Regions from separate parts of the Homo sapiens genome. Here all the other regions are linked to region 1. Evidence: chromatin contacts called from ENCODE Hi-C or POLR2A ChIA-PET data. All regions are on one chromosome and are shown on one strand. The core of a region is the stretch at or near the end of the contact, and the rest is flanking DNA. Distances in the headings are between cores, read along the strand shown.

Region 1 (3,444 bases), core at 337-2,836:
GCCCCGTGTTTGGCCTGACGGGATGATGACCCTGCGGCTCAGCAAGGCCACGTATGACAGACTAACTACTTGAAAAAGGACTCTCTTGAGGGTTACTTAACACAGTCACCTGTTGATTTATGAACACGCACACTCACACATACCTTGTCTCACCCTTTTAATCATATCAATTTGCTGCATCTCAGCAAAAGAAAAAAAAACCGAAACCACTAATTACTCACAAATAAGTCAATGGCAAAGCTCCACATCTGCTCAATCTGGATGGATGAAGTTTGTAAACCACTAACACTTCATTTTCCCCTATTTTGTAATGAATTTTTAATTACATAAGAAATAAGTGAATTCATTCTCTTCTGAAATATTAGGACATTTACTCAAAAGTGCCTTTTGACCACATTCTCCAATTTCTATCCCTCTGAACCCTCCCCTTGGATAGTTTGGGGTTTGGGGATTTAGCCTTGCAGTCCTTTTATATATGGTCTATAGTAGCCTATAGTGCAGCACAGAGAGCGGTATTTCTTCATGAGGGTTTTTCTTGTTTTTCTTTTCTTCTTTCTCTCTCCCTCGCCCTCATTCTTTTCTTACATAAATGGTTTCATACTGCAGTTTCATTCTGCAAATTGCTCATTTTTTTTTTGAGCCTTATCCCAGGCTAGTTCAACTAGATCACTTTTATTTATTTTAACTGCTGTATACAATTCCATCATATAAATACAGCACACACACACTTTACTTATTCCCTGTTTGATTCCCTGTTGATAAACAATCCAATTTTTCACCATCACAAGCAATGCCACCACGTACATAGTCATATCTGACAATCCATGTCCACATGTTCCTCCCACCCAGGCACACCAGGTCCATTGCCACCACACTGAAATGTCAGGCAGCTTGACAATCAAGTCACGTGGTGCCTGGGTCTCAGTTCTCCGCGTTCTGGAACTCGGTGGAGCAGGGCTCTTAGGGTCTTGTGGCCACCTCACCGGGTCAGACTCTCCCCGAGGTGGGAGGACAAGCTAATAGGAGAAACAGGGCCATTTCTTCACCCAACCACTCAGGCTGCCAGACTCATTTTCAGATTCAAATGCAAAATTTCATTATTTCCCCTCAAACCTAAAACCCCACCTAAAGGCGGTTGAGTATTTGGCATTCCCTCTACATTGATCCTGGCTGAGGAGGGCCCGGGGGACTCAGGTCTGAGGAGGACACGTTTTCCAAGGCGGCCCTCCTTCCAGTGCTGCCAGGAGAGGGAAAAGGCACTCAGGGAGTTTTTGCTGGAGATAAGAGCAATTTTTGAAAAAAAGGTAGTAAGGCAGGAGGTGGAGTCTGCCACGGGTCTCTTTCAAACTTGCTACTTTCCATCCCGTTAATACAATCCCGGCCCTGTTTCCCGGCCCCGCGGCCATTGCAGAGTCATGAAGTCATCGCAGCTGCGCCTGCAGCCAGGCGGGAACGGGAACGGGAACTGGCTGGCCGCGGTCCCTTCTGTCCCCCGCCAGCCGGAAATGTCCGCGCGCTGAAAAGCAGACGCTGCCTGCCCGGGGAACGGCGAGAGAGAGCGAGAAAAAAAAAAGCCTGAAGGCGGCGCGGCAGCCAGCGAGAGGGGAGAAACAGATTCACACCCAGGGGCCTCCGGGCAGGGCCCACGGGACTCAGGCCGTGTCCCGCTTGGAATGTGGAGCAGGCGCGGCCTCGGCGTCAGCAGAGCTCCCCTGCATCTCCTCCTGGGGGTGTGGGGGCCGAGTGGGAGAACTGGCGGACAGAGGAAAGGGGCCTCGCTCGCAAGGCCCGGGCGGGGAGGCCTGGCCTCCTGCTCAGTCGGTGCAAATGGAAAAAGAGACGTAAGTGCCAAGTCCCAAAAGAGCAAGTCATGGGCCCCGGCTTTACAATCTGTTTCATGAGTTATTCCTCCAAGCATGCCTGGCAGTCGAGTTTCTTCATTAGTGCTGCAGCAAGCAGATGGGAACATGAGCGCCCGAGAGCATGGAGGCCTCGCAGGCAAGCAGGTGGCAGCCCCCAACATTCTGGGCAGGCTCTGGGGTCGAGGGAGCACGTTCTGATGCTTAAATAGCCTCACCTTTTATCCTGACTGGGGTAGTCCTGTGTGGTGGTTTGGTGCCCGTTTTACACCTAGACCCTCTCTCTACCCCTTGACTCGCTCTCTACCCCTTCATCCATAAGTAATGTCTGCCTCCGCCTGATCCCAGGCTGCCTTTCTGGGGTTCCAGAGACGCTGGTTGTGATGAGCAGCAAAGGGCCTCACTGTCTAAGTCGCCCAGCAGTTCCCTTGTCCTCGGGAAGGCTGCATCTTAATGGAGACCAGGAAAGGTAATGCAGGGATGGAGTCTGGATGAAGACCTGCCAAGTTGCGAGGAAGGTGGAATGGCATAGACACGGCGTTCCAAGCAGCCAGGGTTAGCCAGTCAGCTTTCCCAGTGATAGAAACCTTGTAGGCACTTTATCCTGTGACCCCAACTGTCCTCCTCAGGTGTCAACTTCCTTTCCATTACCATTAACTCCTCTTATTCCAACCACAGCTGTTGTCAACCCTCTCAAACCTCTGAAAAACAGGATAAAAGCCCCAGTGGGTATCAAAATCTCTGCCTTGAAATCCTTTTGAAACAAAGATTGTTATTGAGGGAGGTTTTCAGAATGAAGAGGAGGCTGCTGCCGTCTGAATGTGATGGTATTATTAGGAGGTGGGGCCTTTGGGAAATGATCAGGGCATGAAAGTCCTCATGAGTGGGATCAGTGCCCTTATAAAAAAGGCCCCAGAGAGCTGCCTTGCCCTTCCCACCATATGAGGACACAGGGAAAAGGCACCTTCTATACAAACCAGGAAACAGACCCTCACCAGATGCTGAATCTGCTGGTGCCTTGCTCTTGAGCTTCCCAGCCCCCAGAACTGTGGGAACAAACATCTGTTGCTTATTAGCCACCCAGTGTATGGTATCCTGTTAGAGCAGCCTCAGATGACTAAGGCGGCAACTTTCCATCCCCATGTCTGCAGGCCTCAGCCCCCCTCCCACGAGCATTCTCTTCCTTCTTCATGAACATGGGATTTTGTCGGTCCCCCATAGTCCCCAATCCCTCTAGCACTTTGGTTTCATAATGAAAGACATAAGAGGAAAGAAAGATCGCAGAGAAGCAGCACATGGAAACCATCCTGTCTGGAGCAGAGGAGCGAAGAGAGAGGACAGTCTGGGGTAAGATGTTGCTGAGGAAACCCAATTGGGCTGAGGAGTGGCTGGGCTCACCATCTTCCCTTCTTCTGTCTCCCCCTCCGTGGGACAGTGCTGCTCCCCGTGTCCAAGGTCAGGGACAGGGGACAGGGTGGGATTGCCACTTGGGCAGTGTCAAAAAGAAAATAGAAATTCCTGAGGAATGGCTGAGATTGACATGAAAGACAGCCCTCAAGTGGCCCCCACACATCCCTTTTGGGAA
Region 2 (3,444 bases), core at 601-3,100, 60 kb before region 1:
CCTATGTCAGACTTCTGACCGACAGAACTATAAAATAATAAATTTGTATTATTTTAAGCCACTAAATTTATGGTCATTTGTGGCAGCTATGGAAAGCTGATATATTCATTAACAGATCTTCAGAAGAGCTAGAGGCCAGAGGCCAAAAAACACTTCATAGTCTGCTTGGCAGCTAATAGCAGGAAACAAGCATTAAATTGTGTGTCCTGTGCTTCTCTGCACTAGTCCCACTCTGCTTAGTTATAAAGGGCTGTAATGAGAGGAGGGAGCTGAAAAAGAACTGAAAGTATTTACCGACGTGGAGAGGAAGGAGATGACAAAGGTCAGCATAAATGGGGCTGTCTCCCATCTTTTAGGGCAAGTAAAAGGCTGGTGAGCCATAGAGTTGTGAAAATTATATTTTAAAATCAAAGTTGGGAAAGATTTCAAAGTTGGATTACTTTTTTCAAGCTCTGGGATTGTAAATATATTAAGGTGATAAAATAAAATGGTGCATGTGAGATCTCTTTGAAAACTGTAAAATATAAGATGTAGTGGGCTAGATAGTTGTCTCCAAAAGAGTAAGTCCGGGTCCTAATTCCTAGAACATCTAAATGGACCTCATTTGGAAAAAGGGGCTTTGCCAAGGTGATCACATTAAAGATCATGAGAAAAGGTATTCTGAATTACCCCTAAATGCAATCACATATATTTTCCCAAGACAGCCACAGATAGGAGAAGAGGAGGAAGCAATGTGGCCACAGAGGCAGAGACTGGAGTGATGGAGCCAAAAGCCAAGGAATGTTGGCAGCTGCCATATGTTGAAGGAGTCACAATCTTTCCTCATAATCTGGAGGAAGTGGCACCCTGCCAGCACCTTGATTTCAGACTTCTGGCCTCCAGAACTGTGGGAGGATACCTTTCTGTTATTTTAAGGCACACAATTTGTGGAAATTAGGTATGGCAGCCCTAGAAAACTCATATATGTAAGGTTAGGAGCTAAGCTAGAAAATAAAAGTACTACTAGAAATGGCAATATATTCATTTATGAGTGTTATTAAGTGGTCCACTGACAATCCCATGTTGTAGTAGGATGATGTGATTAGCATGTGAGCCCCTAATCAGAGTTCAAGTTCATGATTAGGTGGTGAGATCCTTGAGGATCCTGTCATCCCATAGTGCTGGGTGCCAAATAGGTGCCCAATAGATATTTTCTGGTTTGCATATCATAACAAGGAGTAATTCCTCCAAACAGGAGCTCATCAAGAATGTGGAAAAGTAGAACTGCTCCCATCAGGAATCGTGGCCCTGTGGAACCCCAGCTCACTCTTTCTCTTGGGAGCTACTGAATTCTCAGGAAAAGCCTATACCAAGTCCAGCAACTTCAGGGCCATCTGTGACACTCTGTGGACCCCTCATGAAGGTTTTCCCCCTAACTCTTATGCAAGAGAAGTTGACCATGCCCCAAAGCCACATCGACCAGACGAATCCCCATGATATGAGGGGATGGGATGAAATTTTCCAAGGTGAGGGTCGTGAAGCTACCTCTACCCAAGAGGGAGCCCGTTACGTCACATTCCTATTGGCCTCCATTCAAACCTGAGTCCTGCTGCACCGTGAATTTGAGAAAACTTTTGATCCTCAGATTGCTGCCTCATTTGTTTCTAGAAATGTCTAGAAAGTTTCTAGAAAATAGTCATTTTGTGTGGAAGCCTCCCAAAGTCCTTTACTGGCTAGCTTTGGCTCCTGTCACAATACCTTTCTCTCAGTCAGCATGACAACCATCTGCCCTTGAGGCTGAGAGGCCAAAACAAATATGATCAGGGTTGCTATCTTCAGAGTGCTGACAGCACCCTTGGTGTTGGACAACTGGCATGTTGGTTCCAGAATTGTTCCCCAGCCAAGTGCAGCCAGCCCAAGTCACAATGCCAAGGGTTGGTTCCCAAGGGACTTTGCAGAAACTGCAAAGTGAGAGAGGATACTATATACATTTGGATGAGAAATACGCTTCCATCAGCACTGGTTCCCCCACCCAATTCAGCAATACAGGAAGCTATTAAAAAGAATGCATGTTTTAGTTACAAGTTTGGCAATTGTTCATTTATCACTGTACAGTCTCCTTACACCCAAATATGCCCAGGAGTCAAACGTCCCAAATCTCTTTTCTCTCTCGTGGATGAAATTAATCATTTATTCAAATGAGATTTTCTGTGCTACATTGGCATGACCGCCCCTGTCTGGGATCCTGATGTCCCACTCAAGAGAATGGCTCTGTTGTTCTCCTTCTCAGACTGAAGCCCAGAGCAGCTAATTCGCCTCCTCACAGTGGCAGCATCCACACTGTGAATTTGTAGGTCAGGATGTCTGTTAATTCTTTTGATCCTATGGCTTCCTTCCTTGCTGCAACACTTCATGCATCTAGTCTGGTTGTGTTAGGATGGCTATGACCAGTTTTTGTCATGGTAATTGGGTTATATTCCATTCTATTTTAAAAGTAGAAGTATGATGCTTTGTTGAGGCAGTAACAATTCCTGTTATGTCAACTGCACGTTGCAGAACAAATTCAGTTTTCAGTGATTCTGTTTTTTGAGATGAAATTGGAAAGGACTTTGGAAATTGTCTGGCTCAAATTCTCCATTTTGAGATTCTTCCAAAGTCAAAAGCTTGTCTGTAATGGAGCAGGATTTGCAGTCAATTCTCAAAGTCCCCATTCTAAGCTCTTACCATGACCTCAAGCTTCCCAGAACATGATTGTCTGAAGATCCTTGACTATCTTGCATTTCCTTGTCAGTAATCCCATGTCTCATGTTCCTCCTGGAAAGGAATTTTGATATCCATTTATTTTGATAGGAGAGTCCTGGCCATCATCTGGCATGAGCTGCAGAGAAGCTTGTGTCCATCTATGAGGTGGGAGGCATATTATTTCCCAACCTAATTGCAGCTAAGCCACCAAGACTCTAGATGTTAGGGTGCAATGACAGTCGTCCTGAATGTTGGCTCTTGTTTGACAGCATCATTCACTCTTACTGCTGGGACTCACACATGGCAACGATGGGACCCTGAATGAGTTAAGGTGGATGCATTGATGGCCCCTCCTGTACTGCATTAGATGGCATCTGTGTAACCAGCTCATGAAGTTTGGCAGAACATGGAGAAAGACATGAGTAAAGAAGGCATGCTCTTCCCTTGGATGAAAGCACTATTCAAGCATCTCTCAGATAAGAGTTCCTGGCATGATACATTATCCTATTTTACCTTCTGAACAGGGTTGTGTTGAGGATAAAATAGCAAGATGACATGTAAAAGCACATAGAAGGTTTTCATGAGTAAAAATTAATATGACTGCTAAGTACTTGACTTTATATTACTAGTCCCTTTTAAAATGTATTTTTTAAACATGGACAAAATTGCCACATAATATGTAATATAAATTATCTGGGAAAAATTTGCTAACCCTCTTATTTT
Region 3 (3,444 bases), core at 391-2,890, 50 kb after region 1:
AAGCATGGGGGAAATTGAAGGTGAGGAGATTGGAGCATGCGGTGCCTTAGGCTTGGTCTCCTTTCAAACCCGCTCTGGGACAAGAACGTGAATGCAAGCAGTTGATTTAGGATGTGATCCCAGGAAGGACCAGAAAAGAAGCAGATATTGGGCCAGGGATGGGAAGAAAGTCAATGCAGGGTACATTAATCAGCAGGGTCACACTGTGGGCAGCCAGGACTCAGTCCTGCTAGGAGCCGGGGAAGGACTGTGAAGAACCAGTTTGAGAGCCATCCCAGCTGAGCAGAGACTCTTCGGAGTACTCAGTCACCAAGTCTAGGCTGCTAGATGAGAGATGTTCCTGGATTTTAACTCTCTGGTACTTTTGGTCTACTTGTGCCTGCAACCAGAGAAAGCCCTGAGGAGAGAGCATAAGGCTGGCAGTAAGCAGCCTCTGGTGTGTCCAAGAACAGCAAGTACTGAGGGGCTACGGGTGGGGCACCCACAAGGTTTAGAGAGCAGATGCTGCAGCCAGACTGCCTGAGTGTGAATTTGGCTGGATTTTCTGCCGCTGAGTACAACTCGGGGCAGGGCTGCTGGGGTCTTCTGATATAGGTCCAGCTCAGCTTGCTTCTAGACCGGCTTCAGAAACCTAAAAGAGTCAAGTTACCTGTCGGGAGCCTGATATCATTATTACTCACCACATTTTGGTCACTTGCTGTGTGTCAGACATTGTACAAGATGCTTTCTACGTGACAGAAACCCCTGCCTCTCCACACAATCTGCTCTCTCCTTACAATCTGCTCTCTCCGTCCTCAGTGGATGGGGGCTTTGTTACTCCGGCATTAAGTGGCACAGATGAGTTAGCCTCACTCCTGAAGGTTCTCCTGTAAAGATGATTAATATTAAGAGATGCTATACTCTAAATACTCCAGAGACCTAAGGATCTACAGATACTTTTTCAGGATCGACTGGGGAATGACGGTTGTCACGGTGTTGAGAGCGTTGCAATGTTCTTATCAGACAATCACAAACACACGCTGAATCCAGAAGATGCTGGACCATAAGGCATTTCTTTTCACACCATGCAGGTCCAAGAAGTCTTTATTCTCTACTCTTTCTCCCTCTTCTCTCCCTTCTCCCCCTGTTAGTTTTCGGCTTCTCTGGCTTCCCTTCATAATTCTGGCTCTGTCATGGAAGCACATGGCAAAGCTGGCCGTGTTTCCTCTGGAGTATTCCAGGTCCACTTGGCTGGCCCTCTCCTTAGAACCACATTCCTGGGGTTATGGGGAGACAACAGCTCCCTGTCATTACTAGCTGAAGGGAATAGTAGCATCCTTCATTAGATCCTCTCAACCTTGCTCATATCTTTATAGATAGTCCCTTTATCAGCCTCACTTCAAATTACCCAATGAGGGTTTATCTTCTGTTCCTGCAGGACCCTAACTGACAATACAGCACTCAAGTAGACTACAGGCAATTCCGTGGCAGAAACCCCACCTTATGCTTCTCTCTGAGCCTGTCCTTGCAAAGATACAACCACAAATGTTAGTAGAGATTAAAACTGAGGTTCAGTGTGGACTCCATCAGAGGAGCATGACTGTTCCTGGAGAAAAAGCATTTTCAGAAGGGGCACTGTAACTTCATTCTTTTACTCAACAAATACTGAAAGCCAGGCACTGTTCTAGGTGCCAGGAAAATAGTATGAGCAAGACAGAATTTCTGCCTCCAGGAGTTATATTCTAATGGAAGGAGTGAGTCAGAACACACACTGGTATAAATTAAAAAGACAATTCCAGATAACGCTAAGTAGAATTTTTAAAGTGCTAGAACGGGAGGATACTTAGTTAGATGGCTAACTAAGGCTCTTATAAGTTCATTTCCAAGGTGATTGGGCCCCTTCGTTAGCATAACAGAGACACCCTATTTTGAGGACTTCTGAAATCATTGAGGGTAATTTTAACAATGCAATTCAATGGGAGAAGGAAAAATAAATCATTGAAATTTGGGTATTAATGTTAAAGGGACTTATTTGGACCCCAAAACAGGACTGTACATCTCTCCACCCTTATCACTGATGCGCCTCTAGTAGTCCAAGAAAAACTGTGTCATTGAAGAGTTGCTGCAATTTTTTCTTCTCTTATGGAGACTGTAACTCTGATCAAAGTGATATGAAGATGCTATTCTTTGGCTTCTGCAAATAGAATGAAAATGACTTTTGGCTGTGGGTATGTGAGGTTTTTCTCAAAATGGAATGTGAGGGCGAGCACTAATGTGCTAATAAACCTCTGTTGGCAGGAAAGAGGTTTTGTCAACGAACTGTGAGAGAAGCAGAATATAGTCCCAAGAAGTTGCAAGATGGGGTCTGCTTTACAGGAATTGGAATCAAATTCAAACGTTTTATGGTTCGGCCATTTAAACATTGACTTAAACATTTGGACATGTATCCATCTCTGGTCTAGCCTGGAGCCACTATAACTTTCACATGAAATCCACTGCAAGCTACTAATTACTGTCTTCACAAAAACCACAGTGCAGGCAGTAGCTGAATTCTGCAAATGGGTTTTCTGCTCTCAAGGAATAATGCTAAAGGGAGGAAATTTGTAGATACCCAGGACCCCTACCCACAAGTATTTCCCCAAAACTTATTAATTTAATCCCAGGGCTCTCCTTCCCTTCTCTGGGCCCCATAGCTACCAGCTTCTCTCATCCTCAGCTCTCCGGCTTCTTCCCTAACAGCACATGCATTATAGTTTCTAGAGCAAGCTGGCTCAGGACTGTTAGAGGTAATCTCAGTCGACTGTGGCACCTTAAGGATGGAGCCCCTCATGGTGGCTTTTGTCAAAGTATTTAAACACTTACACGTGCCCAGCGTGTTTGAATTCTTTTCTAAGGAACTTACCATTTGCCTAATAGAATGACAAAAGCTTGGTAGCATAAGATCTGTTCACATCCTTGATATATGAAAGGCCATGGTTCTCAGACTTTTTAGTCCCAGTGCTTCTTCACACTCTTAAAATTATTAAGGCTCCCAAAAAGCTTCTGTTTTATATAGGTAGCGTTTATTGATGTTTTCTATTTGAAATTAAAACTGATAATTTTTTAAACTTACTTAAGATAACAATAAATATATTACATGTTGTCATAAATATCATACTTATATGAATAGTAAGTATATTTTCCAAAACCAAAAATATTTAATGAGAAGGGTAGCATTGTCTTACTGTTTTGCAAATCTCATTAATTTAATATCTGGCTTATTAGCAGATAGCTGGATTCCCATTTCTGTTTCCGTATTCAATCTGTTAAAGTGCTGTTATCCTTTCCCAGTTGGTGGGAAAGCAGCACCATGGGGTAGGAGTGCAGGGGGCGGGGGAAAGAAAGAACTTTCTGCTAATCCCAAGAATGTGCCATGAGATTTGGAGAGTGAAGGAAAAATAGTCTTGAGGTGTTGCAGTTTCACAG

Evidence for each region. Hi-C counts contacts between places; a loop is a spot of excess contacts on that map. ChIA-PET counts read pairs that join two places held with the same protein, here RNA polymerase II (POLR2A). Pooled maps may share reads with other maps.
Region 2: a loop to region 1 is called in a map of pancreas, with 4 times the contacts of the local background. The contact joins the enhancer-like site here to the promoter of LINC02872 in region 1. A Hi-C loop is called at or near these places in 9 of 168 maps with a recorded cell type or tissue (Right ventricle myocardium superior, adrenal gland, cardiac septum and 6 more) and 7 of 50 pooled maps. POLR2A ChIA-PET finds 5 or more read pairs at or near these places in 1 of 52 experiments (H1).
Region 3: a loop to region 1 is called in a map of ascending aorta, with 4 times the contacts of the local background. The contact joins the enhancer-like site here to the promoter of LINC02872 in region 1. A Hi-C loop is called at or near these places in 4 of 168 maps with a recorded cell type or tissue (PC-9, ascending aorta, transverse colon and 1 more) and 3 of 50 pooled maps. POLR2A ChIA-PET finds 5 or more read pairs at or near these places in 2 of 52 experiments (GM12878 and MCF 10A).

What each region holds. Positions count from the first base shown.
Region 1 is chr9:87,147,058-87,150,501 of GRCh38, forward strand. It overlaps LINC02872 (long intergenic non-protein coding RNA 2872), which reads left to right and starts at 1,587. Exons shown (of 2, transcript NR_161226.1): 1 at 1,587-1,841. RefSeq lists enhancers at 1,190-1,698, 1,699-2,206.
Region 2 is chr9:87,086,565-87,090,008 of GRCh38, forward strand. No RefSeq gene overlaps it. Among named protein-coding and RNA genes, the nearest start is that of LINC02893, 46 kb to the left of the region's middle. Within about 2 kb of position 1,851, at least 2 of the 41 ENCODE cell types and tissues checked have a DNase peak (open chromatin) inside an H3K27ac peak, as active enhancers do; they include heart right ventricle, where a contact is called at or near this core.
Region 3 is chr9:87,197,256-87,200,699 of GRCh38, forward strand. It overlaps LOC105376126 (a long non-coding RNA gene), which reads right to left. Exons shown (of 15, transcript XR_007061642.1): 13 at 681-866. Among named protein-coding and RNA genes, the nearest start is that of LINC02872, 50 kb to the left of the region's middle. RefSeq lists an enhancer at 2,605-3,106. Within about 2 kb of position 1,641, at least 5 of the 41 ENCODE cell types and tissues checked have a DNase peak (open chromatin) inside an H3K27ac peak, as active enhancers do; they include ascending aorta, where a contact is called at or near this core.